2 separate regions of the Homo sapiens genome follow, and region 2 is linked to region 1. Evidence: read pairs that join two places in POLR2A ChIA-PET (ENCODE). Cell type or tissue: Panc1. All regions are shown on one strand. Links, peaks and the distances in the headings refer to the core of each region. The heading gives the core; the rest is flanking DNA.

What was found. ChIA-PET counts read pairs that join two places held together with the same protein. Peaks named below come from ENCODE experiments on the same cell type or tissue, not always from the same donor. Only the 100,000 strongest peaks of a DNase experiment are listed, where the experiment ranks them.
Region 2: POLR2A ChIA-PET joins it to region 1 with 14 read pairs; 2 of 35 experiments call an interaction of 5 or more read pairs at or near these places.

What each region holds. Positions count from the first base shown.
Region 1 is chr6:146,977,322-146,980,248 of GRCh38, forward strand. The region is part of intron 6 of STXBP5-AS1 (STXBP5 antisense RNA 1); the gene reads right to left. Among named protein-coding and RNA genes, the nearest start is that of LUADT1, 180 kb to the right of the region's middle. In Panc1, for the core only: no CTCF peak of the experiment used is centred there; no DNase peak of the experiment used is centred there; H3K27ac peaks cover 1,299 bases.
Region 2 is chr6:147,159,879-147,162,805 of GRCh38, forward strand. The region is part of intron 3 of STXBP5-AS1 (STXBP5 antisense RNA 1); the gene reads right to left. The region is part of intron 1 of LUADT1 (lung adenocarcinoma associated transcript 1); the gene reads left to right. Among named protein-coding and RNA genes, the nearest start is that of LUADT1, 2.4 kb to the left of the region's middle. In Panc1, for the core only: no CTCF peak of the experiment used is centred there; no DNase peak of the experiment used is centred there; H3K27ac peaks cover 57 bases.

The sequences.
Region 1 (2,927 bases), core at 281-2,780:
TAGGTACAAAATAAAAGGATCATTTCAAAATAGTTCTCAATTGCTAACATTTTCTACCTTGGCAGATCTGTCCAGAAAATATTTCTAATGCCAAATATAAAATCAAGCATTGGGGGAATCAAAACAGAAATGCTAACAACACTAATAACTTTCACGTGTAGTTGCTTGAGGATTTACATTGGCCCTCTTTCTATGACTCTGCAGGACAGTTTGTGGTCCAGATGTCATTATGTCATTATTCTTTTATACAAGGAGGAAACACATCAAGAGGTTAAATAACTTATTCATAATCACACAAACGACACCATGGGGCCTTGAACTGGGGTCTCCTGATTTAGAATCAATACACCCTGGACATTTGTAACAATTTCCCTGGTCATCAGAGACTCTTGATTTTAGTCATTGTCATTTCGCTGTTGTTGGTTCCTAGCTCTAACTAAATGAATACACACTTGACGCTATGGAGGTCTGACAGCCATGTTCTTTAAAGCAATTCACTCAGCATTTTCAGGTGGTGTGATCAGTGGTAGCATCTACAGAAATGCAGCCTCCCTTGTGTTAGAGCAACAGCGTATAGCTACAGAACTTCTAGGGCTGGTCTGCCTGAAAGTCTATAAAGGGAAACTATGAACACCTTATTATATTATGCTCATTGTGGCTTATTGAGTTTTATAGACTTCGGAGCAGGGAAAAAATTAAAAGACCCAAGGTAGGCATTGCATCTTATTTGTAATTTGCTGTTTTCTCTTCTCCTAGTCACCTCTTTTAAACTAAACCAAAAACGTATATATCCTTCTAAACAAGGTTACTTGGGCAGCATACCCAGTGAGATTGTACCTTGTATAATAAATTCTCTGCTCAAGATGGTCCTAATAGTGCAGTCGTTTCAGCTTCCAGGAGAGAAAAATCAGCTTTTGGCATTTTTAAAATTTATTTTAAATCATTTCAGTGTTAATAACTACATACATACGTAAGTCAATTTTTGATCAGCATTTAGGTTGGATTACTAGGAAAGAATATCAGAACAATTAAATAATAGAATAAATATAACAATAGCTCACATGGATGTGGCCCTTTTACTTCTCCCTTTTTAAAGCTTTTGTCCCTACCACTGAAAACTAAAATAACATTATGAAAAGAAATTATTGCCCCCTTAATCATTCAAACTAATGGCCCCTTGATCAGTTTTTGTCATTCTTGAACTCTACATAGCATCTGACTCTAGTGATGATCCCTTCTTAAAAAGCTTTCTGCCCTTGATTTTGGAGGGGTAAGGCTATTGCATTGTAGTTCTTTCACCTTTCCAAAACTGCTGGTATCTTATTCACCTGCTGCTAGGGTTAATTTCCTTTTATCTCTATTCACCTCCTGCCTCAGACAGCAAATCCAGTTCACAGTTTCAAATATAATCAATAGGGAAGACCTTAAATGCAAATAATTGCCAGTTTCTTAGCAGAAACAAATGAAATGGGGAAGAAGAGGGACAGGTGCTGACTAAGCCAACACTGATTGTTACCCACTGGAAAGAGAATTCGTGTTTCCTGGGAAAGGGTCAGACTGACTTAGAGTTTATGAACTGTTCAAATTTCTATTCTTGTTTGTAAAGCTAATAAAAATCGCTTTGTGCTGTTGGATTTTGGAGAAGTTTCTTTAATCCTCTTTACATAAACCTTGCCTCTTTATTTCTCCTTTCCAAAAACAAGAATCTGTATCATCTGGATTTGATATCCATATTTATCAACACAGAAGTTATTGGATTTTGAATAATTTCTCTTCCTTTCAAGCCATGCTACATAGAAACAGACTGTGTACAAAGCAAAATCTAAGCAAAAAAGCTTGCAACAACTACCTTTTGTGAGAAATAATAAAGTGAACCAGTTCATGGTGGTTTCATTGATATCTTCCTCAAACCCTGAAAACTTGTATTGGCATAAAGATTCTCCATTTTATATAAACTGAAATTTCTATGGTTACTTTGAATGAGAGAGTCCTGAGTCAAGTCTCAGGCTCAGACAGAGGTTCCACGACTTACTAGTTCAACCTCAATTTCTTTCTTTGTGAAACAGAATTAGTATAGATGCCTGCTAGGGTTCTTGGGAGGATTAAAGGTAATGATGTAAAATGCCTAGAAACATAGCACTCTTTCAATAAATACTACTGGCTCTTAGAGTAGAGTTGAGGAGAAGAACCCAGAGGCTAAAAAAAATCCAAATGGCACGAAGGAAATGAGTCCGTGATTCTACAAAAACCAGGGAGCTGAGCCTAGTTCAAGACAGACCAAAATACCCTGCATCACACTTCTACTGAGAAGTAGAATAACCTACATAATTACAACTATTATTTAAGTTTTCTCATTTGTTTGTTAAGGGAAAGAGCTAAACAATATGGCAAACTCTAGAAGGATGGTTGAGAGCTCTGCTGAATGTGAGAGGAAAACTTCAGAACTGTAAGGACTACCTAGATGGTTTGTCGCTCCATGCAAGGCTGTCAGATAGGTGCTCGTTTATTTACTTGCTTTTATATTAACTTGGATTATTTGTTCTTAGCCTTATGGAGTATATTAGCTTCTGGGATATTGGAAAGAATTTAAAGGTGGATATGGGCAGAGCATAGTTTAGAGAACCTGACCAATGAGCTTTGCCAGCCTGGATGTGGGAAGTAGGGTTACTTGCTCTGGACTTGCTATTCCTGGTAGTATATGGTATTAATATTAGGCTGCATTTGCTGTACTGCCTCGGTAAGCTTTTAAAATTTCCCAAGTCTCTCTAAAACAAACTTTGAGATGAATACTTTGTGCTCCAGCAGTTCCCTGCAGAAGCCTTGGTAGACCCAGGTCTTCATGCAGTGAAAGGATGCTTCCCCAGCTACAAAAATCAATCACCAAACATAGCAGAGGAAACTTAGGCTTCCTCATATTGGTGTCAAGC
Region 2 (2,927 bases), core at 94-2,593, 180 kb after region 1:
ACAAGGAATGTAACTACAACATGGCTGGTAGTGGCCCAAAGCCCTCCCATCATATTTTGTAGTTCCTGAGGGCTTATCCTTTCAAAACCTTTTATCCGTTGTCCAGGCATCTACTTTACAGTGTTTATTTCACTCCATGTCAACCTAAACAGGAACACTTGGCATCAAGCATTATCACCAGTTTTCATAAAAATCACACTCACTAAAACATTTCTGAGTTTAGTAGAAATCTAGTAATCATCAGAGCTGACAGAAGAAGAGATGAAAAGATAGAAATCCACACCACACTGCATTTTGCCATTTGACTGGCTTCCTCTTACCTTCCTATCTTCTCCTCCCTTTCAGGAGCAAAACAACAAAACACACTTTCTTATCTTACTCAGAACAACTTATCAACACCATTGAAACCTTTATACCATTAACATTTAAGCCTCTGAATTTTGAAGCTTAAGTATGAATAGAAAGGTTAAGTGAAGTATTGACAAGTTGAAGGAAGGAGAGGATAGTTTTAGAAGCAGCTTTTTACCAGTAATTGTCAATGCTTTCTTCCAAAGTATAATATGTGAATATCATGTTTTTACTTCATTACATGTATCAAATTTCATAGGTATCTTATGCATTCAATAAATTCTTAGTTTCAAAGAATATTTTGAAAATTCTTATATGACAAGATATAAGCTGATGTAATATGCCAAATTTTATAAAATTAATAATTTATATTCTTTAAAATGATTTTGGGAAAATATACTAAAATATTAAAATATCTCTGAATGATGAGATTGTGGGTAATTATTATTTCTTTCTTTAGAATCTTCTGCAAATGTTTTACCATGCAGAAGAGTTGTTTTTTACATCAGAAAGAAAAATACAAGTGCTATTTTTAAAGATGTCTTAGGTCACACTCAGCAAAATTGTTTTGATAATAAAGTGATATCTGGTTAGTTTGACAGAAAGCAAATGAGGGCATTGCAAGTCTTCCTTTAAATGTGAAATACATACTTCACTTGTTCTTTAAACCCAAGCAATTTTTTTTCTTTTAGACACGAAGTTTAATAGGAATTTGATTTCTCCTTGAGGAACTCAATCCTTTCAGAATTTAAGCACACACCTTACAAAATACATTAGGTTAAAGGAAAAAGAGAATGAGAAAGAAATAAGTAATATATGAACTAGAGACACAGCAGCATATTTCTTAAAGTCTTTTAATATAAAATTTTATTATGACAGATTTAATCTAGTTATCTAGTTACGAGGCTTGGCTAAAATCTTTTAGAATTAGGTAAAATGATGAAATTCTACCTAAGAGCCATCTTTTTAAAAGATTGCTTTCTAAAAGCAGGCTGTATTATGATGGTCTCACTTTTATACTTGTTGGTTTGTCTCAGTGAATTTCACAAATATTGATGATGAAAGTATCAACCATAACTTCTCTTCCTATCTCTGAAATTGACATCCTCCATACTCTGCCTAAATCCCTTGCTAATATGGAAATAACTAGCTGGGTATCCTTAATCTTTAAAATAAGCATATTTAGGGTATCATAGTGCCATTGATTCACTTATTCACATGCTCAACAAATATGTATGTTTAATATATGCCAGACAATGTGCCGGGCTCTGACAGTAATGAGATGAATAAGAAGAGTCCCTGCCCTTAAGTACTCCATATTCCACGGAAGACACTCAGCACATTCGTAGGAAACCAAAGCTACACAGTTTCTTGTTTACCTTCAGCCCTTAATTCTACAATTAATGTATACTTTTCACTTAAAAAAAATATTGCTACTGTCTTGAAAGAATCAAGCCTAATTTCTTCCCTCCTCCTTTTCTTTCTTCCTTCCTCCCTTTCTTTCTTGTATAAACTCTATACCTGCACTGTGGGGTATGTTAGCCACTAGCAATTTGTGGCTATTGAGCACATGCAATGTGGGTAACCCAAACTGAGATATACGGTAAGCATAAAAAACATACCTGATTTCTATTAAAAAATATAAAATATCAATAATTTTTTATATTCATTACATGTTGAAATTATATAACACATAGTGGGCTGAATAAAATTGTTAAAATTAACTTCACCTGTTTTTTACATATTTTAGTGCAGCTACTAAACAATTCAGATTTATTTATGTGGCCCACATTTTAATTCACTAGTGCATTGCTCTAAATGCACTCAGTTTGTTACTCGGGGTGGGGTGGGGGGTGGAATAGAGAAGGCTATCTCCTCAAAGCATATTTGTTTAAAGCATGATGACATATGTTTTACTGTTAGTTGTCAGTTATGAGGGTCAGTTCATGTGAACAAGCACACACAGTGCTGCCGGAAAAGAATTGCGTGTGAGTCACTGATAGTTTTCATGTATATTATGATGATTATAAAATACAGCAGAAAGTAATGACTCACCTCCATCTTTTTTATCTTTAGGAATAGGGTGGGAAAAAATTTCTTTTCTGCCTTAGTAACGCATTTCACATTATAGAAAATAAATATTTATAAAACTCATCAACAGATCTACTCTTGTACTTTTTATAATTTGCACTTAATTGGGTTACTTGGTATTTTAAGTACAAATTCTATATATGTCCATATATATCCTTATACCAGAGTATAACTGCTTATTATACATACAATGACCATGAAAACAATAAGAATGAAACATTACTTCTATCTTCTTATAAGTAGAATAAATCAAATTCTCTTCCTATTTGCTGTGATTCAGGGTTAGTATTTGCAGTTTTTCTAGGTTAAATGGATAGAGTTTAATGAAATGTCAAAATCTTTAAAGACTCACAGCACATAAAAAAGGACATTTTCAGCAAGATAATTGAGTAATACATTTTCATTAAATGTATTCAATTTTTATTTAAAAACAGTAAAATTTCTAAACATTTTTTAAAAATGTATAGTGCTTATATTTTTCTCATATA